Regions from separate parts of the Homo sapiens genome. Here regions 1 and 3 are each linked to region 2. Evidence: chromatin loops called from intact Hi-C (ENCODE). Cell type or tissue: Caco-2. All regions are shown on one strand.

Region 1 (8,000 bases), 160 kb after region 2:
AAAGTAAGGTAACTGTAAAGGATGTACCTTGTTATGGGTCAGGCAGCAGGTTACCATATTGGCACATATAGCAACACATGCATACAGCAGAGATCAGAGAAAGAAAGTTTGTAAGAATTCCTAAAACAGGATAGCTTTCTAGTTTCTCAAATACTGCTTTCTGATTTAAACAAATCCAAAATACAGTTATAGCTAACGTCAGAGAAAGGAGTTATTAATTCAGCTGTAGACCATTAAACAAACAGACCCCAGGCTTAGGGGCAGATGGGATGCTTGGAGATGTGGATGTGGAGAGACAAAGGCAATGCCAAGAGGCCAGTGTGCTTAGAGCCTGGCCTCCCTGGAGTCCTCTGACAGCAGGTGGATCCCAATGACCCTGTGCTCCTGAAGGGCAGAAATTCAATTAGGAACTCTCAACTTTCAGCTTTGAGGCTCAGGCTAGTGTATCAGTGGGTAGCTCCACTGCTGGAGGAAAAACATTCTGCAGCAGTTATGAAATAGAGGCTAATAATAGGACAAGGGAGAGTGAAAAACATGAGGTTGGAAAGCATTGGCAGAAAAGATGAGCTGATAAAGTATCTACTTTAAATAAGGTCATAATTTTGCCACAGTTTGGGGTGTTCTCCTGTGCTAATTTATAGTCACAATCAAAATCACATGGAAGCCTTATTTTCTTTGACAAGGTTTTATTTTCAGTGCACTAGAAAGCTCTTTCCTTTCTGCCTGGGTTAGCATATGTGAAAGAAATAGTGATTATTTTAATGATATTAAATAGTAGCTTTGATCTCTTCCCCCTACAAGCTAACCAAAACATTATCTGGATGTATGAAATGATTCCTTTGTGAGCAAAACCTCTGTATCTATTATAATGTTTTTGTTCATCTACCTGAATCTCCCACTAGGCTTTGAGTTCATCTGTGCTTCCGGAACCTACCACCTACTCAGGAAAGATAAACTGGATCAATGAAAAATACGCTAAATACCTACCACTCTCATTTTTTAGACGACAAATTTGAGGTGTTAAAAATGAGACAGAAATGTTAATATCAATCTTCTATTTCAAACCTACTAAGCCCAAGGCAAAAGCTTACACCCTTTCTACACTGCTTCATAATTGCCTACCTTGTGTTCATGTTAAATATGCAAAGAAACGTTGTATCCACATTTGATACATGACAAGAAGGAGACTCCCAGAGGGAAGGTCGCTTCCTCAAAGACGCCCACCAGTAGGTAGGAGGTCTGATCGCCAGTCTCAGTTCTGCCTGACTCTAAAGCTCTCGATCCTCCAATCTTGTCAAATTTGCTTTATTATAAGAATCACCAAAGGCCATGGTTATAAATATAGATTCTCAAGATCTTCCTCTGAAGATTCTAATTTAGGTATCAGCTGGGACCCAATAATCACGCATTCATTGTTGAGACCAATTTGGGAAACAGTGAATAAGACTAGTGTTTCTCAAACTCTAGTGAGTGTATGAATCCTGTGGGGATCAACTGCAGATTACGGTACAGTGGTAGGTCTGGGGTGGGGCCTGGGGTTCTATGTTTCCAACAAGGTCGCAAGTGATGACTGTGCTGTGGGTCCACAGCCGCACTTGAAGCAGTGAGGAACTAAGCCTTGCTGCTCAGCTCACAATAGGACCCTTATTCCCACCCTAGAGGTCCTTTAGTAATTCTGCCACTACCACACACCCTCCAACTCTGTGCAGCCCAGCAATTATGCCAGAGCAAGCTTTCCTGCATACCCTTGTAAACATGTTTGTGAAGCTTATGGAAACGTCTGTTTATCTGTATGAGTTACCCTGCTAGTTCACATACCTACCAAATAAGAATCTCTGGGCACCTGCGACACAACTTCATCCCATGCCCATCTCATCCACGATGGTTTTAAAAGCCAACTGTTTCCACAGGTTTCTATTATAACAGGGGGATTTTATAGATCACATTTGCTATTCACAGGTTTAGCCTGGACAACTGATATTTTTCCCAAACAGTAGAACTTTTAAGTTGGGGGAAAAATGTTCTCTGCAGCATTCAGATAAATGGATGAAGAAGCACTTCTTAGAGGTTGCCAATCATCACACCTCTGCAGGACTTAAGTTCATCTAGGATAACTCACCCGAGGCTTTAAAAAATTACTGATTTTTAGCTGGGTGCGGTGGCTCATGCCTGTAATCCCAGCACTTTGGGAGGCCGAGGCGGGCGGATCACGAGGTCAGGAGATGGAGACCATCCTGGCTAACACGGTAAAACCCCGTCTCTATTAAAAATACAAAAAATTAACCGGGCGTGGTGGCAGGTGCCTGTAGTCCCAGCTACCAGGGAGGCTGAGGCAGGAGAATGGCGTGAACCTGGGAGGCGGAGCTTGCAGTGAGCTGAGATCGTGCCACCGCACTCCAGCCTGGGCGACAGAGTGAGACTCCATCTCAAAAAAAAAAAAAAATTACTGATATTTTTTATAACTAGGAAAGCTGTAATGTGTAAACATGACAAAACGCCAAAACGCTAAGTGAATTTTACAATGGAACATGGACTTTTCAAAGGGACGATTCTGATTAGTGAAATCTGTTCTAAACCTCGGCTTTTCTGATTCCTAGCAGGGTGACCCTTGGTAATATCTTAGCTCCAGTGGACCTTAATTTCTTCATTGTGAAATGGCGTGATTGAACATAATTCCTAGGTCTCCTCGAATTCTAAATTCAGGTGAAGAAACAGGGTGATCCGTCGCAATTTCATCTGTTTCAGTATATGCGTTTATGACATTTGTATCAAAGAAAAGTGGAGACATTTCAGAAACAGCAAGTATTTCCTGAGAAAACATAGCTGTTCTATGTGTTGAAGCACAAAAGATAAAATGCCAAATTAAGAAGGGTGTGACTGTCAGGGGAAAGACGGCACACAGAAAACCTGTTAGTCCTTCATGCCAGTGCCTCACAGACTGGCTATCTACTCACCTGAGCAGCTTTTAAAAATCCATTCTGTTTCAGTAGGTCTGGGGTGGGGATGAAATTCTGCATTTCTAACAAGGGTCTGGGTTCCAGGGGTGTCGCTGAACGTGCGTCTGGCCTTATCTAGCAAGGCTTTACACCGGAGCTCTTCCACTTTAGCTGCAGAGTTGAACTGGCCAGATTCAACATTCAGATAGCCCGAACACATGCAGAGCAAACAAATTTGGATCTCTGTAAGTGGGACTAAGGCATTTGTCTTTTAAAGCTGCCTAAGTGATTTCCATGGGTAGCCCTGGTTGAGAATCCCTGCTCTACTCTTCTGCCACAGGCCTCCACTGGGGCTTCCCAGGTCCTTGAAACTTTGGGTTTCGTTTATTTATGAACACATTTATCACAATGGTAGAATACAAAATAGGTATTTCACCCTCACTTTACCATAACCAGTAGAGTGAAACCGACTGTGCCAAGAGATCATGCTATTTATCTGGTGGGGTCCTTTACACACTCACAGAATTTTCCAGAGGTGGTCCTTATGAAGCAGACTGACTTTTTATTCTGCTCCCCAAGCACCAATGCTACCACTAACACCGCTTGTGGCATATTTCCCCATGGCTACATGGGTCTCCATAATTGTCACCTTCAAGTTACCTGTTACCATGCTGGTCACCATACCCATGTTTAGTAAGGTTTTCCATGGCTGCATGTTTACAAGCTTTCTGATCATCTTTCCCTTTTCCTTCTCATCCTCACTCTTTTCATTCTCCCTCTTCCTTCTATGCATATTCATTGAGTACCTGCTCTCTGTCTAGCCTATGCTAGGTGCTTCATTGCAATCTGTACATGGATGAAGTACTTATCTTCTACTGCTTCTTTGGAATTGAATACTAAGAGTGAAATTACTTGGTCCAGGAACATGAATATGTTCATGACTCTTAACCCAAATCTCTCTTGCCTGCATTCGGTAAGCTTCTATTTGCTGATTGAATATGTGTAAGCTTGCCCCTCCTTATTATTTAATGCTTATGTCTTTGATTGATGTATATTTTTTATATTCTTTATTTGGCTGTAATGTGAATTTAAATTTTACTTTTTTCTTTAATAGTGAATGCTTTAAAGGCAATGAGAAACCAATAAAGAATATTAAGCGATCGAATAACTTGCTCATTTTATGCATGTGTCATATATTTTCATCTTCAGAAGCTACCAGTTCATTCTCTGTATAGGCAGGGACAACAAGGATGCCTCGCAGTAAATATTCTTTGATTTCACCAGAGCCTCTTAGCTTTGCAAATATGAGACATACATGCATCATGGTCCTGCAGGATGAGGGTAAGTAATCTGAGAGAAAGAGAGAGAGAGGTGTATGTGTGTGTGTGCGCGTGTGTGTGTGTGTGTGTGTGTGCGCGAGCGCACATGCGTGAGTTCATCAGCCTGCCCGACAAGGGATAACGTAACATAATACTCAAGTTCTGGGAGGGTAGAGACCAAGACTCTAAACCGTGTCCTTCCAAATTCAAAGCCAACAGGACTTGTTTGAGAAGAGCAGTGACCTTATTGAGATCAATGGCAGGAAGGGACACCAAGAGCACAAAGGGGAAATGACTAGGAGACCAGGAAGGAGTCAGATGGTGACCCAGGCTTAAATCTAAACCTAGAGAACAGTCATGGTGTGTCTGTATTGTCACATGGTGAAAGTGAATCAGGCTTTCCTGGCTTCCCTGCTTTGGGCTTTTGAGGGTGTGTCGTATAATCCTGGGAGGCTGGGATTTCTGCAAATAACGTTTACAAATCAGGTTGGATTGGGATTTTTGGAGGATTACCACTTCTGTCACTGGTGCCACCTTGTGGCAAATGCTACAGTAAAAACTTGCTGTAGTGTAACCGATAGAATTTGACCATCATTTCTTTTACTAGGCGTTTGGGCTAGGAAGTGAGAACAAATCTAATATTTGGATAACCAGTGAAGGGGAAATCTTGAGCTTTCAGTCACTAAGGATAGGTGGAGGTTTTAGAACTCTCTTAAATTATTTATACAGGATTGTTTCGTTTGTTTTTTCTTACTTGTTCAGGGAGATCTGAATAGTTGTAGGGGAGAGAATGAATTGGAGGAGTTTCTACCTAAATGTTAAACCTCCTCCACACTCCCCAACATCAACCTGGAAAAGTTACAGAGGGAAAGCATTAAGACATGGAAAACATTCTGAGAAACTCCAGTGAAATACGTCTGTGGGAGACAGGAACTGTTGTGAACTTGGAGTACGTGTGATTTGAAGCCTAGAGCAGGAGGCAGCTCATGGGGCTCTGGAGCTCTGGCTCTAAGCCAGCAAAGACTGATTCACTTTCACCATGTGGCAATGCAGAAGCAGCTGGGTTGTTCTCCAAGTTGTAGATTTAAGCCTGGATCCCTGTAACTTAGGGAAAGAGTTGATGGAATTTTCTTTCTTTGCTTCTTTCCTTCCTTCCTTCCCTCCATTCCTCCCTCCCTCTCTTCTCTTCTACTCTCTTCTCTTTTTTCTTTTCTTTTCTTTCTTTTTGACAGAGTTTTGCTCTGTTGCCCAGGCTGGAGTGCGGTGGTGCGATCTTGGCTCACTGCAACCTCCACCTCCTGGGTTCAAGCGATTCTCCTGTCTCAGCCTCCCAAGTAGCTGGGATTACAGGTGTGTGCCACCACACCTGGCTAATTTTTGTATTTTTTATAGAGACGGGGTTTCATCATATTGGTCAGGCTGGTCTCAAACTCCAGACCTCAGGTGATCCACCCACCTCGGCCTCCCAAAGTGCTGGGATTACAGGCATGAGCCGCCGCGCCTGGCTGCTGATGGAATTTTCTCTTGCTTCTCTCCTTCTATGGCCTGGTGTGCTATATCACTCACACTAGGGAGGCTCAGACTATAAGGATAAGAGCACTAGAAGATCTGAGTAGTATTCGTGGATGGAGAGCAGAGGGGACACAGGTGGGAGCTAATTGGGCGCAGGCAGCCATTTCCCCATCCTTCTTTCTCCAAATCCTGATAAGTGATGGACTGCACCCAAAGGAGTGTTTCTTCCTCAGGATGTTCCCCCTGGGAGATTGAACATGAAGCCTGGACCTAAGAAATGGTTTGGTAGTGTTGAGAGGGGTTAACTGTGGCTTCCTGGCACCTGTGACTCTCACTTCAAGCTCATCCCATTTCCACTCTAACACCGTAGGAGGACTGCAAGTCTAACGAAGTCTAGCCATGGCCCCTTTTACATTTTCATTGCCTGAAAAATTAGCCAACGCTTGGGGGGAAATGAGCTTCACAGGCCCAAATAATGACAGAGGAGCAGCACTATTTCAAAAGAACATGAATTAGAGAAAATCTTTAGACCAAGGAAAGGAAACAGAGACAATGATCTAAAGAAGCGAGAATTGAAAGAGAGAATACTAGATAGATTTGAAAAAGATAATCCACAGTAAAATGGGTGCGATAATAACAATCCTTGCTTTACTGGACTATTATGAGGATTAAATGAATTGATATATGCGGTGCATAGGCTATAAAGTGTTTAAACATGGAGTATAATAAATATTCACTCTTATGAAATTTTATATTTTGACTCAAATGTAGAATTTGGGGAAGAAGGACTCTGGTTTAATATATTGAGTGTGAAGTTCTAATTGGACATTAGTATCTTTGTATATATGTATATTACATTTGAAGCTCAATGTAAACTGGGCCAGAAGTATAAAACCAGTGGTTTGGCATAAACTGTCTCTGACATTGTAGGAGAAAACTTCAAGTGGAATGGAAGCCTTAACAGTGATGTTTGTAGGGCATAAAAAAAAAGGTTTCCTGAAGAAAGGTAGGCAGATTCAACAAAATGAACAATCCAAAAAAAAAAAAAAAGAAAAAAAGGAAAAACAAAAAAGCCACAAATTCAACTACTTTTATAATATTCTCAAATGCAATTTTATAATATTCAATATTAAATTGTGTGAAATAGGAGAGCAAAAGTTTTGTTGCCATTCCTCAATCCTCCTCACCAAGGTTTAACCACAGTTTGTTGGATATTTACCCTCAGTTCTTTTTTTATGTCTAAAAAAAAGACATGTTTTACTCAGTGTACATGTGGAGCTTTTTACTTATGGCTTCAGGGATCTAACTCATTTCTTAAAATGACTATGTTGCATTCCAAGGATGAAAATACACACTATTTCTAACTATTTTTCTATAGACAAGCAGATCAGATTTTTTTTGCAATTAACGCTGTAGTAAAACTTTTAAAAATACGTATTACTCTTGAGTTATTGGAACTTATTCACAAAAAAGGTAATTAAGTTCCAGTTAACCAGTATGTATAGATTCTATAATCTGCCCAGAAACATGCTAAGTACTGTATATAAAGCATCATTGTGAAAGATAAAGGCAGTGAGTATTTTAAGAAGAAGGAGTGATTAGCAATGTCAAACGCAGCAATCCAGTAGAAATACCCATGGATTTAGCAAGAAGTCAATTGAGATAAAAATAAGAGCTATTTGAATTGTACTATGTAGTAAGATGGCAGATTTCAATTAGTTAAGGTGTCATTAGAGATGGGAAAGTATAGAAATGAGTACAGATTAACACTGAAACAAATTATCTTCATATACCTATTTGACGGGAAAAACATATTTTTGAGGGATTCTAGTAGAAGTGTACATTGGTATAACAACTTTGGAAAACAGTTTGTTATTACCACCAGTCACATTGCACATGTACCTACACTGTAACTAATCACTTCCTCTCCCAGAGAAATTCTTAATATTAACACTCCAGAAGACATGGACAAGAATTCCTAGAATAAATTTTGTAATAACCCCTAATGGAAACAGCCAGATTTTCATTAATAGTAGAATGGCAGCGGATTACATTCATACAATGGAATGCCATCCAGCAATGCTAATACCTACAGGTAACCACATGGATGAACCACAGAGGTATAATATTAAATGCAAAAAGCAAGATTTGTAAGAAGATGCAGTATGATTTCTGTTAGACAAAGTTAAAAGGCAAGCAGACAAAATGGAATATTGTAAAATAATAAATAGCA
Region 2 (8,000 bases):
ATATTGATGAACTAAAACCAATAGGTATGAATGAGTCGATCCTGTGTTTAATCTACATGTGAGATATCACCTATTCTATTCCATGCAAATAGGAAGGTAAATATGATGAAGTCATTAATAATAACGAAATAAGGCTATTTTATATAAGAATTTAGGTTATGTCCCATACAAATTAACAGCATAATATTACGTGATTAGTCTTCCTGATACTAATATTTTCCTAATTTATTCTTTTCACCAGCTGCATTAAAATTCACCGCAAAGATTCAGTCCAAGGTTCTCACAGGGAACTAAAGGTTAAAATGTGTTTGTTAGCCAATATACAAGACTCTGTAATCTTATATACTACATTGGCAGGGACTGTTGGGATTCAGTTCTGTTCAGCCATGGAGGACACACTCTGTGTTGCCCTGAGACTGTGGAAAATACAGCGTCTATAACATATCCCCTTCTTACAGAGGTATGCATCTTTGAACTCAGAACTCTCCTTTGCTACTCTCATTCAAGACACTGTACAGCCCAGAACTTCCAGCCTGTGGGTTTTTCTCACCCCCTTTCTCTGCCTGAGCCCTCTGCTCAGGGTGGGATTTTCATGATCTCCCCACATATCTTTCTTCTTCTGTCTCTGCTTTTCCTCTCTTCCCAAAGCTAGAAAGCCATCTCCTAGCTTAATTACCACCTCCCATGATCTTGTCTATTTGTTGCTATTAATCTGACCTTAATAAAAGTGTTTCCTGAGATTTCACCTTATGGACATTTGGATTCAAAGTAAGGGCTAGAAATGGAGAGTTAGACGAAGGATAGATGAGCTGATTGCATCTAGGGAAGTCAAGGAGTTGGGCTTGCATTGCAGAGAATGGCTAAGAAAGGAGACCAATCTATGGGATACTTAAAAAACCTATTAAATCTGAATATCTGAGTTTGTCCATTATTAGAATTCTTTCACTAAGTGCTTCTTAAAATGATCAAAGAAACGTTTGGGATTGTGAGAAAAACAGAAACATTGTCCTGTGCATATATTAAGTGTGCTATATCAAATAATATTTCATCTTTAGCCATCAGTAACACATTTGTTCTTAGTATATATATGTCAATCTAAAAAGGGTTTCTCAACCTTAACATTATTAAATTTTTAGGTTAAATATTGTTTTGTTTGGGTGTGGGCCGCCCTGGCATTGCAGCTTCTCTAGCCTCTACATACTAGATGCTGGTAGCTATGTGACCCCTCAAAAAAATTTTTTGGCAATAAAAAATATCTTCAGACATTGTCAGATGTCTTCTGGGGGGCGTAGTCATCCAAACTCGAGATTCGCTGGTCCAGACTGTAAAAATTATCAAACTACTCTTGGGAAAGATGAATCTATTTTAAGATCCACTTGCAAGCTACATCTACATAAATGTCCATTAACCTTTAGTACTTTGTGACCTGATTTTGTGTTTCTTCTTGCATGATTATTTTTTGGGCCCTCAATATATATTTGTTAATTCTATTTCTTCAGTTTCTCTAGATGCTTTATCTGGCCAAATAGTGTATCATAGCAAATTAGTTCTAGAACCTCACTTGTCTTAATATTAGTTAATTGGAATTAATATTTGTTAATTCTATTTCTTTCATTTTTCTAGATGCCTTATCTCGCCAAATAGTGTATCCTGGCAAATTAGTTCTAGATTCTCAATAGTCTTATTATTCGTAGGTACACAATAGTCCAATGCATTAAAATGACTTTCCTTTTAATAGTTCTACGTGAATAAAAATGTATTTCCTGGCAAATTTCACCTCAATGCTGCAAATCCATTGAAAAAGGGAATAATACAGTATCACGATACAGGGAGAAAAACTTAGAAACACAATAAGATATACATACACACAACTTTACGAGAGTAAATAATAAGTAAAGATATATATGTATACACACACACATATACTGATACAGATCACTGCAAGAAAATCACAAATACCAAAGTCAACCAGAAGACGTGAGTAGAGAAAAATAGACAACAAAACAACAAATAATGCAAATTAAAGTGAGATAATCATTTTGCTGTCAAGATAGGAGAAAAACCAAGAGTGGGAAGATATTATGATTCTTCAATCATGTGGGCATGTATCTTTACTGTGTGTGTGTGTGTGTGTGTGTGTTTATCTGCTGAGGGCCTTTGAATACTCTTTCCTTGCTCAGAACAAATAGACAAATATATAATTAAGGCACCTAACAATACAGACCATATTTTCAGGGATATAGCAACTAAAAGGTCTTAGGAAGGCCAACTCAAATCCAAGCACATGGATTCCAGCTGGGGACAGGAGTGAAAGGAGTGGATTTCTTGTGTCTGTGAGCCTAGAGTGAAAAACAGCTTCAGGAAACCTTCACTTTGTTATGTATGGGATGAAATTGAAATCAAGTGTATTGTGTTAGGGGGATCCTACAGGAAGAAGATCTGGGAGATTTTTCTTGAGGTTTGGGGGCAGGCATTTAGCTGAGGGTGGACATTGAGGAGAATCTGGAGGGCTTTTATTAGAAATATGCTTCCATACCTTGCAAAAAACTCCAAAATATCACACCTGTTTCTCAATACCACATGCTTTGTACATGCCATATAACTATTTTTGATTACCAAATTTCATTTTGAGTTTTGATACTAGTTTTAAAATTACAGTTATAGCTGAGCATCATAGCCTGTAGTCCTAGCTACTAGGGAGACAGAGGCAAGAGGCTTACAACACAAGCCTGGACAACATAGTGAAATCCTATCTCTACAAAAAAATATTTAAAAATTAGTCAGGAATGATGACTTGTGCTTGCAGTTCCAGCTGCTTCAGAGGATTGCTTGAGCCCAGGAGTTGGATGCTGCAGTGAGCTATGATCATACCATCACATGCCAGCCTGGGTGACAGAAGAAGACACTATTGTCTCAAAAAATAAAACAACAGTTGTTCAGGATCATTAGGAATATATTTAATCAATGCTTTTTCAGAAATGGTGGTTTAAAAATAAGTAGGCTAGGAAGGAAGTCCTAAGTAGGTATTCTGGTCTCAGACTTGTGCTTCCTGCAACACCTTTAATATCTATAAAATAATTAGAGTTTTTGATTGTGGAGTAGGCTTGATTTGGAACTGAGGATTTTTTTCTAGACATATATTTTAATTTGAGTTTCACTCACTGCCAAAAAAAAAAATTGGCAAGACAGAGAAAGAGGAAAAAAAAAAAACAGGCCACAAAATGTAAAAGTCAAAAGCAGTCATTCCAAATTTGTGTCTTATATATTCTCTCAGACTTTGCTGTCTTCTTTATGTTTCAACATTTTTCAGATAGCATCATTAATGAACAGCCTTCCAGCCCCCCTCCATAATGCAGCTTTTTGATCCTAGTGCCCAACTGGCTTCAATCAATTCCTCTGACCATGCAGTTTATGACTCTACAAAACCTGCCAGGACTCGTTTCCTTAGTATTAGATGCAGGCAGGTAGAAATTGAGAGATGATTCCACATAATGCTCATCAAAGCAGAAAAAAATCAAACCTAATGCACAACAGGGTTACAAAGAGAAAAAGTTAAGCAGTCTGTATTAAAAACAAAAGGAAATAACAGGGACAGAAGAAAAAGAGAAAATAAAACAAGTGATTTCATGTAGGTGCTATAGAATCTTTAACCAAACCACAGGCTCTGATGAATGATCTCTTCTGCCTGAGACTCAGGACTGTCATGGTCCTTATGTCCAGGAAAAGAGCCAGCTCTTTTATTGAGTTGCCAAGAGTTGTCACTGAAGCCATCCTGAAGTTTCCTTGCTTCTAGTTAGATAGGAAGAGAAACACAAATACATTCTCCCTCGGGACGGACACTTCCAAACTAACCACTCCCATCCAGTGGTAACCTACTCCCAAATCCTCCAGGTGGCCTACTACACCCTGCTTTCTTCTGCTTGCAGTTGCCTGACATGACATTGCTCACCCTTTCTTCTTGTAAGTGTTACCTTTTTCTGTGTCCCTTTGTTATAGATGTTTGGCCTATAGTGGAAGGGCCTTACATTTGTGTCACATAAATCATGTCATGTTATTCAGCCCATTACATTTTATGTCAAGTAATACCTTATGGTATTTTACCTTTATCAATATAAAACAAATTTCTTTTGTTTTAAGTTTTTGCCCTAAACTTCAATATTATCTGGTGATGGAGTGGTAAACAGGCTCTTCATTCATGGAGCTTATAATCTAGTGTGAGTAATAGAATAGAACAATTTCTTAAATAAATCAGGAGTTAACGCCGATTGTGATGAGAACTCAGGAGAAGTGTAAGGTATGTTGGAAACAAGGAGCATAAGTTGGATGAGCGATTTAGACAAGTATTCCATATGGGACAGACAGTTCTGCCTGTCTGAAGGACACAAAGGATGTACCAAGGTTATGTTTCTAGACCCAGTTGATTAGACCCCTGGGTTTCTGCTCTTGAGACATTGCCAGAGGCCAAATTAGGCCAAGTCCCTGGGTGTGTTTGCCTCCTGTAGGGCATTTCTAAAACCAATTACTACCTTCAGATCAAGAACATTTTCTCTTATAACATCTCTTGAATTGTTTGGGTTCTCCTTTTAAGAATAACAAGTCATCCCTGCAAGCTCTTTATTTTCTGTTCTCTGTATCCACCGTGTTTTCCCTATTTTTGTTTCTTTGTTCTTTTCTTCTGAATTCTAGGTAGACTTAAGTTGGTCTTCCAAATTGTTGGCATCAATCTGGCTCTTCAGTGCCCCAATGTGGATTTCTAGTATGATTTTCCGTGGTAATTTTCTGTATGTCACATATACTTTTTACATCCTAATATGTGGCTTTATTTTCCTGTCCTGTTCTCTTCATTTTGCTTTTGGCTAGCTTGTATAGAAACATGTTATTTTTGCATTTGTATGGAAGTCATGTTGCTTTTGAATTGTAACAAAATTGAAATTTTCTTCTGGATCCTGCAGTAGATTAGCAGAAAATCTTCTTTTTGAGAAACTTAAGTATTTCCTCTCAGGATTTCTTCAGTTAGCAATTCACTAGGAAACAGAACCCGAAACAATTCTTTCAGTGTAGATTCTTTATTGAAAGGCAATGCATGGGACAGCCAGAACAACCCTGTCTACTCCAAAGGGGAGAACAGTCAGACGTGCCTGCAGCCAGCCCCAGCAGCTGCAGCTGGAATGCCGGAGAGCCAACCAAGGGTCTAGAACATGGATAAAGCTGAGATAATCTCAGGGTGTGTGTGTTACTTTGAATGTATCAGAGTACTTAATTTCTCAAAAAAACATATCACAAGACAGGCTGTCTGTTCATATAGGTAATAGTCTGCACCCTAGATCTGTATTTGGAAGAAGCTTTTCTACAACTGCAGGCCAATTGCTATTCCTGGTGGGTATTTACTAACTCACTTCTGCTTCACCTTGGCCGCTTTTCCCCCTGGCCTATCAACTCAGTTGGAGAGAATCAGAACTGGACATTTTGAACAATGGAAAAAATTGATTTCCTCCTAAATATACTACTAGGGTTTTTGCTGCCTTTGTGCACTCAGAATGCAGTGTAGTAATATTCCAGCAACCACCCCAAACACACACACACACACACACACACACACACACACACACACATACACACCACCCACGTTCTTCTGGATGCCCCACTAACATATACAGGCACACACTTCACAGACACACACTCCACGTGTTCTGCCTAATTTCTTGGTATTCTTTTCTCTTATAAATGTAGTCAACTAGCAGGAGGGCAGGAATACCAAGGAAAAGGAACCAGAATTCTGGCGCTTCCAGAAAGCAGCACCTTAGGGCTATAGGCACAGCTATTATTTTTTGGCCAGATCACAACCTGTAAGAGATACAAAGTGAGTCTGTTTCCTTTTCTACATAACCTCTGTCTTATCATGACAGAAAATGTTGCCGGATTCTGGGCCAAAGTATGAAACAGCATCAGAAAAGCCAGTTGTGTCATCTATCCAGGGATGCCACCATGTGAGAACAAGGTCCCCTAATATTCTAGAGTGCCTGGCCTCCATGCAGGGACAATTGTGTATTTATTTACAAGAATGTGAGCACCAACACTGCAGAGTTTAGGCATTTATGTTCATTGCCGTATCCTCAGCACTTACAACAGAGCCTGGATTCTAGGAGGTGGCTAATACTTTATTTTGGTGAAATATTTGATTAGAGCAGTTATGTGATTATTGGCTGTCTTCCCCTAGACTAGGAGTTCCCTGAAGGCAGCACTATACTCTTTTCTTTGCCAGGTTATCTTCTGCTTCAGGTACAGCATCTAGAACATAAAAAGTAAATACATATCATTTTATGAATAAAAAAGCACTTTTAGAATGCAGAAAGCAGAATGACTAGTAGTATAGCTGTGTTCATGTCTGCCCCTCAAATAAACTAAGTGACCTGACGATAGTGACTCTTGTATTCATCTTTGAACTTCTGACAAACCCAGCACAATTCTTTTAAGTAAGTCCTTGCTTACTAATTATTTGGTTGAATAAGCAAACAAATGGAAACATCCATAATATTAGCAAATATGATGCAAGACATGAAAAGCCTTATGCATTGAAATCTACATGACTTAACCCTAGAAGGCTGAAGTGATACCACACCAGGAAAATTACTAACTTAACAGAACACATCAAAATAAAACATTGTTCAAATCTATATAATTATCTCAATTGCCAAAAAAGTATCTGATAAAAATTCAATAGCTATTCATCATAAGCACAGTAAAAATCATAGGAAAGAGGGTTTCTTTTTTCACAGGGGAAAAATTAAATGTTTCAACAAGCATTACCTTTAATGTAGAAATATGAGACTTTCTAAAACAAACAAGAATAATATGAACATAGCTCACTTTACCATTGCTGCTACAATTATTTATTATTTTAATAGTAAAATTATTAAATATTAAGGAAAAGAATATTAAAAATAAAATCACCAGACCTCACAATATTCAGTATACTTTTAAAAATGAACTTGCAGGAAAATTGTTGTTTCAAATGTGTTTACTAGGAAGAAAAAAATGCAATTATGTAGGATTATGATTAAGACCACAAAAGATAAGTAAAAATGATACATTAAATGCTAATGTGGGGAAATAGAAGACAAAAGAGATGCATGTTAAAAAATTACAAGTTCTAACTACGGTATTAACACCTAAAATCAGTTGAATATCATTTGCAAGGAAAGAATATCGTTTCTTTAAAAAACATATGCTACTTTTTCTGTTATTACCACTAGAAGCTACATTAATTAGACACTGACATATAATAGGATAGACTCTAAGTATAAATTATTTCTCATGCACATAGCACCTTGATTGGTAGATATTATTGTCTTCTTTCTTCCAGGTAAAAGTAGAGGGTGAGAGGATGCTCAGCAGGTGGAGGAAATATACCAAGCCAGGGCACAGGTTTGGTTCTGAATGAAGGGCATGTTACCCTACAACAGTATGAACAAGAAAACATGAGTAACACAAAAGCACTAGATGAACATATACACAAGCGAACATCCTCACACACAAACATCTAGTACAAATAATTAAACTCAGAGTAATTATCAGTGTGATTATGAGAAAGAGATAACTCATGTCCCACACAGATGTAATTAACTATGTGCAAGGCATTGAGTAAGGTCTTAGGATATTCCTCAGGTTTGGAATCCCCTTCCTGCATTTTCACTTGTTAAAATAAAATCACCAAGGAATATTTACAGTGGAATATTTGAGAGAAAGTTTGTATATAGTTTATTTAGTGTTATTTGTGTTTTAATTCTACTTTAGTGTTTTGTTGAAGTATATTAAGATCACGTGGCATATTTCTGTCATAATGTCATTTAGTAAGCTCTCTCCATACCCGTTTCTTCTACGTTATTAATTTTCTTGTCGAGACTTGTATTACTTTTTTATTGTTGTTTGTTCCACTTAAAATAGGGCCATTTTAGTATCTCCAAAAACAATACTATTTCTAATTTTCTTACATTTTACCC
Region 3 (8,000 bases), 750 kb after region 2:
TCTTAACCATGTGCACACAATAAAGTCAGGATCTGTGTCAAGGAAATAACATAGAATCAACTGCCAGGCTTTGTAACATTGTAGAGGATGCTAATAGGGAGATCCAGACAGGCAGCTAATCTGAGCACTTAAATTTCACTGAAGATACAATCTTAAGAATAAGTTTGTCCAGACCTTAGCTTGTCTCGGAGATAGAACTGCATGCATTTGGATGGAAACAAAATAAATATTTTTGGGCTGGGCACTGTGGTTCACACGTATGATCCCAGCACTTTGGAAGGCAAAGGCAGATGGACCACTTGAAGTCAAGAGTTTGAGACCAGCCTGCCCAACATGGTGAAACCTTGACCCTACTAAAAATCCAAAAATTAGCCGGGCGTGGTGGTGGGCGCCTGTAATCCCACCTACTCAGGAGGCTGACACATGAGAATTGCTTGAACCTAGGAGGCCGAGGTTGCAGTGAGCCGAGATCAAGACACTGCACTCCAGCCTGGGCAACAGAGTAAGACTCTGTCTCTCTCTCTTTATATATATATATATTAGCACAGAGCATAAAATGTCCAAAAGCTATGATCATGGTCAGTCAGGCTAACTTTCCAGGAGGGTTGGTATAGGTGAACTGTTTTGCTGAGTGGAGTATGCATCTTGAGGGCCTACACCTGAGCTACTCAAGCAATTAAGGGAAGACTGAATTCTGCCTTTAGTCTCTCAATTCTTTTTGTTTATTTCGATGTGTACTTTTTTAATCATTTATGTTATTTTCTATTTTCTTAAGCAGATCTGATATTTTAGGATAGCTTTCAATTTACAGAAAAGTTGAGAGGATACCACAGCAAGTTTCTATACTCTGTATTCAGTTTCCCCTATTATTAACCTTGTATATTAGTAGGGCACAATTCTGAAACTAACAAACTAATAAGAATGCATTATTATCCATAAAATCCCACATGTTGGCATTCTCACAATTGCTATTGTTTATTCTGATTTTTTGAGTGTTCACCTGATTGCTGCCTGTGTTCTAATCCCAGGTACCGCATTACATCTAATATTCATGTCTCCTTAGGTTCCCCTTACCTGTGACAGTTTGTTGATTTTTTCTTTTTATGATGACCATGACAGTTTTGATCAGTACTGGTAAAGAATTTTGGAGGATGCCCCTTTATTGGAATTTGATTCTTTTCTTATGATTACATGGGGTTTACTGGTTTTCTGTAGAAATTTTTAAAGTGCCATTTTTATTATGTCATATCAAGATACACGCTACAATATGATTTATTATTATTGAAGTTTACCTTATCATCTGTCTGAGGTAATATTTGCCAAGCTTCTCCACTGTAAAGTTACCCTTTTCTTCTCTCTCCTTTTGCATAGAATACTCTTTGGAAGGAAGTGATTATGCATAGCCCACTCTTAAGGAGTGGGGAGTTACGGTCTTCTTTCCTTATGGTTAAGTATCTACATAAGTTATTTGGGATTCTATCACAAAGGGGTTGTCTCTTCTCTCCCATTTACTTATTTATTCCATCATATATTTTTATCAGTATAAATAAACTCATGGATACTATTTTATACTTTGATTTGTAATCTAAGTAGTAAATACTATGTTACGTTCTCATCAGTTTTTTCTGGCTTTGGCCATTGATAGGTCTTTCAGCTGGCTTATGTCATTTTAACATTATGTATCAATTCACTGTAAGTTTTCAGGGTTTTTTTTTGTTGTTGAGCACTACAAGACACTCCTTGCTTATGTTGTACATTTTCTGCCTTGGTTCTAGAATCAGCCATTTCTCCATGGAAATAGCTAGTTTCTTTCTTTGCAGAATTTCATTGGAGACTGAGATTTGGAAGCTAGGTGTGTATGTTATTGTTGCTACAGGGATGTCTTTTCTTGGCCTTCTCAACAGACAGATCAAAGATTTTATATATATATATATGTATATTTTTAAATAATAGATATATTAAATATGTCTACTTAAGACATATTTAAATAATACATATATTAAAAGATATATTTATATATTGAAGGTTGCATATAGACTAACACATATCTAAATTTTTCTATGTAAGCATCTGTATCTGTATTCTGCTAAACATGTGTCTACATTGATGTCTACCCCCAAATCTAATCCATAACTACATCAATAATTCTACCCTCCTCCCGTTGCTTATTTATAAATTTCCACTCCAACAGTGAAAAACCTCCTTCCCACTGTCTATTATTCATTTACTTATTTTTTCAGTGACAGAATACACATAAAGCATTCTCACAATGGTTATACCATACCTTTGCACTGTTCAACTTTAATGGCTAGGCGGTGCATTTGGGCGGTAGTTTTGCCTTTAGTCTGCTGAACACTTGTGACCTTCAGAAGTGTTTCTTCACTTTTTTTCCTCTCTTACGTGAGACGGAAAGGCTACAGGGAGCAGGAATTGGGGAAGTGCCTTCTTTCTGGTGAGATAAGGCTCTGGTAAAATATTTTTACTACAGGAGTAGGCAATTGTTATTGAGAATGCTCTGTGTGCATTTCAAAATAGTTACTTTTCCCCTTCCACTGGCAGAGACATTAGATGATTTTTTTTGTTGCTGTTGGGGTTCTTTGCTGTGAGAACCTGGTGTGGTTCCTGGAGGTCAAACCCATGGAAGTATCGGCATTCTGCCTAAGACTACAGACCCCAACTCTCGTTCTAGTGCCCATACAGATTCCAGCAACTTGTCCAAATTACTTCTTAAACATTCCTACCAATTTATGGTTCCAGCAGATTCAGTTGCAGAAAAGCTGATCTTAGCCATTATTCTCTGTATTCACCTGTTTCTCCAGATTTAAGGTGGCAGTGTGCCCTTCAACCTCAATTATCCAATGAATACAAGAAGACATTTTCAGTTTGTTCATTTATTTTTCTTATTGCTAGGACAGGAATAGCGACTTCCAAACTCTTAGCTTGTCAAAACTGAAACCACAGAAGCTATCTGAATTCATGTTCAACAAAAATGTATGGAATATAATTTGGAAGTTGGTCAAATTATTAGACTCTTATCATGCTTCCACAAGTTTCAAGCAACCTCCGGATAGGAATACCAGCAATTTAAACTTGAATTTCAGGTACAAGTAGTCACTGAAACAAAATGCTGTGAGAGAAAGAAAAAAAGTTCTAAAATAATAAATTCTGGAAACACATTTATATTAATGGACCAAAATAATACAAATAAAAACAACTGTTTAATATCGCAATAATTCAAACATATGAAATAACAGATTTAGGAAATATCTATCATGAACACTATGAATAAACAGAACAGGTTAAGAGGTTAATTCTGTTTATGAGTGTTATCCGGAATTTTGGACAAGGCCCTCTATCTCTCAGATTCTAAGCAGAGACTATGAACTAATGGTACAAAAGATGAATTAGGCTTTTTGACAAGGAAGGAAGGGAGGAAGGGAGGCAGGGAGGGAGGGAGGCAGGGAGGGAGGAAGGGAATTACTGACTTTTAGTGATTTGGCAGTTTCTCTAAAAGATCTGCATGCTCCAGAAATAGTTGGCTGATATTGTCCCCTGGCAGCCCGTATTAGTCCATTTTCACACGCTGATAAAGACCTACCCAAGACTGGATGATTTATGAAGAAAAAGAGGTTTAATGGACTCACAGTTTCATATGGCTGGTGAGGCCTCATAATCATGGTGGAAGGTGGAAAGCACGTCTTACGTGGCAGCAGACACAAGAGAAGAGAGAGCCAAGTGAAAGGTTTTCCCTTATAAAACTATCAGATCTCATGAGACTTATTCACTACCATGAGAACAGTATGGAGGAAACTGCCGCCATGATTCAATTATCTCCCACCAGGTCCCTCCCACAACACGTGGGAGTTATGGGAGCTACAATTCAAGATGCAATTTGGGTGGGGACACAGCCAAACCATATCACAGCTCTCTGCAGTTGCTGAACATACTTGCTTTCTTCAGTTTGTCATGGATTTGCCCAGAGCATCTCACTTGTTTTTGTAGCTGGGCCTTCTAGGCACCTAGGTTTTTCTTGTAAACCAGTTTATTAGATAAAAAAAGATATGTCTTTTATATCCCTCATATGTCTTTTATAGACCTGAAAGTCAGACAGATATTCAGGATATCATCGCACTTTAATAAACATGTCCATTCATCTGACTTTTTCCATGGGTACTTTGCAATACACAATCAATAATGAAGCACACATAGAGGTATTTCCATTATGTATTGGATCTTTGTTATTTGAGGTTGTTGAAAACAATCACCTTTTCCAAATTATCTCTGTACCTTCTCTTTGTTCTCTGTCATTTTCCTCCATTTTGCAAAAAGACTGACCAGCCTTTATAGGTCCACTGTGAAAAATTCGGATTCTGGTTCAAGACATGGTCATTACTGCCACTATGTGGCTTGTTTTGGAAGTTATTGAAAATAAAACATTTAATTGGAGCTTTTGAACTTAAAGCTGCAAAACCTTGATATGTTCCCTAGTCTCCATAGCTTATACTCATGGATATACTTTTTCCCAAGCATAACACCTAATTAGATAGTTAATAATTTCTTTTAACTTAAAAATCTGCCTCCTAAGTAATTGCGTGAGAAACACACACATGCAAATGCACACAGAAAAATATATGTACATACAAAATCTGTATATATATAAACACCAGGCTAATTATGTGTATATAAACATAAATATATACACAATCTATTTATATCTATTAATTGCACCTTCCTTATTTACACAAATGGATTTATATGCATACGCTTTTGCGCCTTTTATTCTTTTCAATGGCTGTGTAGTATTCATTTATGGACATTTCTATTGTTTTGAGTTTTTTTCACTTTTGTGTTTATTTCCGTTTCGTTATGGACAATTGTGCTGCTGATGTACCCTGGAAATTATTATTTTGAACTTTTGCAATTATGGAAATTTGCATGATAGAAATTCTAAAAGTAATATTTTGGATCAAAGAGTATGTATATCTAAAATTTTGAAACATATTGTCAATTTGCTCTTCAAGTTAGCACCACGGCTACTTTTCCAGGGCCTTTTCCTTTATCAGATATTCTTGAAATTTAAATTTCTCTATTTATTTTAAAGGCAGAGTCTTGTTATGTTGCCCAGCCTGGAGTGCAATAGCTAATCACATAGCACACTACAGTCTCTAACTCCTGGGCTCAAATGACCCTCCCACCTCCACTTCCCAAGTAGCTGGGACTACAGCTGTGCACCACTGCACTTAGCTTAATTTCCTCTATTCTGATTACCACCTCTTTATAATGAGTGCAGTTGCACTCTTTGCCATATGTATGTTGCCTGTCTTTATTTTTCTGTGAAATTCTTGTTCACCTGTTGCCTTTCATTTTTTTCCAGTTGATTTCTGCCTTTATATCTTAAGAATAGTCTTTAACATAAGAATAGCCTATGTTTCCCCAGGCTTTTACTTATATTTTGATTTACTAATAATCATTTTTGTTACTTAAGACATTTAAATTAGTAGTAAATCAAATTTTACATATTTTTTTCTTTATGGTCTCTAGGTGTTTTGTCCTGGTAACAAATGTCTTTCTCCCATAAGGTTAGGAATACATCTCCCATATAGTTTTATAAAGGTTTTTGAATGTATTTCCATTATCCAAAGAGTTCATTCATATCTTCTTGTGTTAGTCTGTTTGCCTTGTTATAAAGCAATGCTGAGGCTGGTTAATTTATAAAGAGGTTTATTTGGCTCACAGTTCTGTAGGCTGTACAAGAAGCATGGTGCCAACATCTGCTTCTGGTGAGCATTTCAGGAGGCTTCTGCTCATGGCGGAAGGGAAAGGGGAGCAGGTGTCACATGGTGAGAGAGAAAAAAGAGAAAGGCGAAGGGTGCCATGCTCTTTTAAATAACTAGTTCTTCCATGAATTAATAGAATGAGAACTCACTCATTACTGCAGGGAGGATACAAACCATTCATGAAGAATCAACCCCCATGACCCAGACACCTCCCACCAGGCCTCATCTCCAAAATTGGGGATGAAATTTCAACACGAGATTCAAAGGGGACAAATATCCAAACTATATCACTTCTCTTTATCAAAATCTAAAAATATAAATTGAACTAAAATTATACTTTACTGTTATCCATAGTTATGTTCCTTGCCACAATTCATAGGTAATTAAGTTATGACAATGTTAATGGTTTATAATTTTCGTGACTAGTTGAGAAAGCCGTTCTTTTTTTTTTTTTTTTTTGATACAGAGTTTTACTCTCTTACCCAGGCTGGAGTACAGTGGCACCATCTCGGCTCACTGCAACCTCAATCTCCCGGGTTCAAGCTATTCTCCTGCCTCAGCCTCCTGAGTAGCTGGGATTACAGGCGCATGCCACCATGCCCAGCTAATTTTTGTACTTTTAGTAGAGACAGGGTTTCACCATGTTTGCCAGGCTGGTCTCAAACTTCTGACCTCAGGTGATCTGCCTGCCTCAGCTTCCCAAAATTCTGGGATTACAGTCGTGAGCCACCGTGCCTAGCCTGAGAAAGCCTTTCATAGTGAAGCTTTGTTGTTAGGTAGATAAAAATTTATGAATATTTATCACTTGGTAGATTGCTCATTCTATGAATATGAAATATCCATCTTTCTTCCTTTTAAAATGCATTTTATACATAATTATATTTTATTTGAAATTATTACTGTTAAAAGCTTTTTCACCTGTACATTGCAGGGTATATCTTTACCAATTCTGTCGACTTTTTTCTCTGTTGTTTTTAAATTAGCTCTTTCAGAACATAGAAGACCAGATATTCAGTGTATGAATCTGTCTTTTAATAGTTAAATCTAACCATCCACAGTTTTTATCATCACTGATAGTTTCACACTTATTCCTGTCACATTTATTTCCAATTTACCATGCTCTCTTGTTACAAACCCCCTTATTAATTTTTGTTGAATTAATATTAGTTTAGTTTTTTCATGTATTGTATATTACACAATTCTTATATTCTAGTGCTGTCTAATTTCTAATACTTAAATATATATATTTTGTTCATCAGTGTCTAAAATTAATCAGCATGCATATATTACATTGTCTTTATTCTCAACAATCCCAGCTAGGATTTTTTGTTTTTAAATGTTCATTCTTCTCTCTTTTTATGTTCTTTTTCTTATCAATATCTTCCAGCCATGTTGAAATTCTTTGGACTTTACTTTCAAGCATTAATTTTAAAGCCGACATTTTAAGAAAGAGCTTACAATAAAATATCTTCCACTCCTTCCTCCTGGATTCATTTTTCTTCGGTTAGAACTATTTCTTTCTCCATTTCTTACTTCATAAGTCATCTTTAGAATCTATGTAAATATAAGACTACAAGCAGCCACTACCAATTGATTAGAAATGGTACTTAGGGTGGAATTTATCTTTAGTTTTTTATAGTTCAGAGATAACATTTCTAAAAGGCTAGGAAACATCTTAGAGTATCATCTTAATTATTGTATCTACCTTCTTTTTACCTGGATCAAGTGCATTAAGTATTGTCTGTGAATTTTTTCAACAACCCTATAAGAGAGATTTTATTATCTCACCATATAGATGTGAGATTCAAAAAGGTTGATTAACTTGATTTTTTTTATCAGTGCTTCTAATACTGGCTTCTTTGCTTTTGAAATGAGAAAAAAAAAGGTATACTGAGTTTTAGAGTTTTACAGTTACTCAGGTTAACACTTAAAATCTGTAGCTTGACACATTGGGTACTGAATATCCAGATTCAAAACTCTCTTTTATTTTGATTAGCATCCTTAAACTTCTATTTCTAAAGAAAGTCTTCACCTGGAGTTTCTAGAAGAGAACTCTTCTACCTTTTGCCACCTGTTCCAGCGCCCAGTGTGCAGGGAGTGTTAAAGTTGACAACTTATTGGCTCTTGAGATGCCATGTGATATTTCTTTTGGGGTAAAATTTTTCTGAAGTTGTCATCTACATAAGCCTTCTTTAGGCTTCTATATCTTATAAGCTATTATAG

Evidence for each region. Hi-C counts contacts between places; a loop is a spot of excess contacts. Peaks named below come from ENCODE experiments on the same cell type or tissue, not always from the same donor. Only the 100,000 strongest peaks of a DNase experiment are listed, where the experiment ranks them.
Region 1: it touches region 2 in a loop (14-fold over the local background); 7 of 110 quality-filtered maps call a loop at or near these places.
Region 3: it touches region 2 in a loop (11-fold over the local background); 2 of 110 quality-filtered maps call a loop at or near these places.

Annotation. Positions count from the first base shown.
Region 1 is chr10:82,373,109-82,381,108 of GRCh38, forward strand. All of the region lies in intron 2 of NRG3 (neuregulin 3), which reads left to right. Among named protein-coding and RNA genes, the nearest start is that of NRG3-AS1, 140 kb to the left of the region's middle. In Caco-2, a CTCF peak has its summit at 4,777 (motif pointing left); no DNase peak of the experiment used is centred here.
Region 2 is chr10:82,218,072-82,226,071 of GRCh38, forward strand. The region is part of intron 1 of NRG3 (neuregulin 3); the gene reads left to right. Among named protein-coding and RNA genes, the nearest start is that of NRG3-AS1, 11 kb to the right of the region's middle. In Caco-2, no CTCF peak of the experiment used is centred here; a DNase peak (open chromatin) is centred at 3,890.
Region 3 is chr10:82,965,219-82,973,218 of GRCh38, forward strand. The region is part of intron 6 of NRG3 (neuregulin 3); the gene reads left to right. Among named protein-coding and RNA genes, the nearest start is that of LINC02650, 710 kb to the right of the region's middle. In Caco-2, a CTCF peak has its summit at 4,320; no DNase peak of the experiment used is centred here.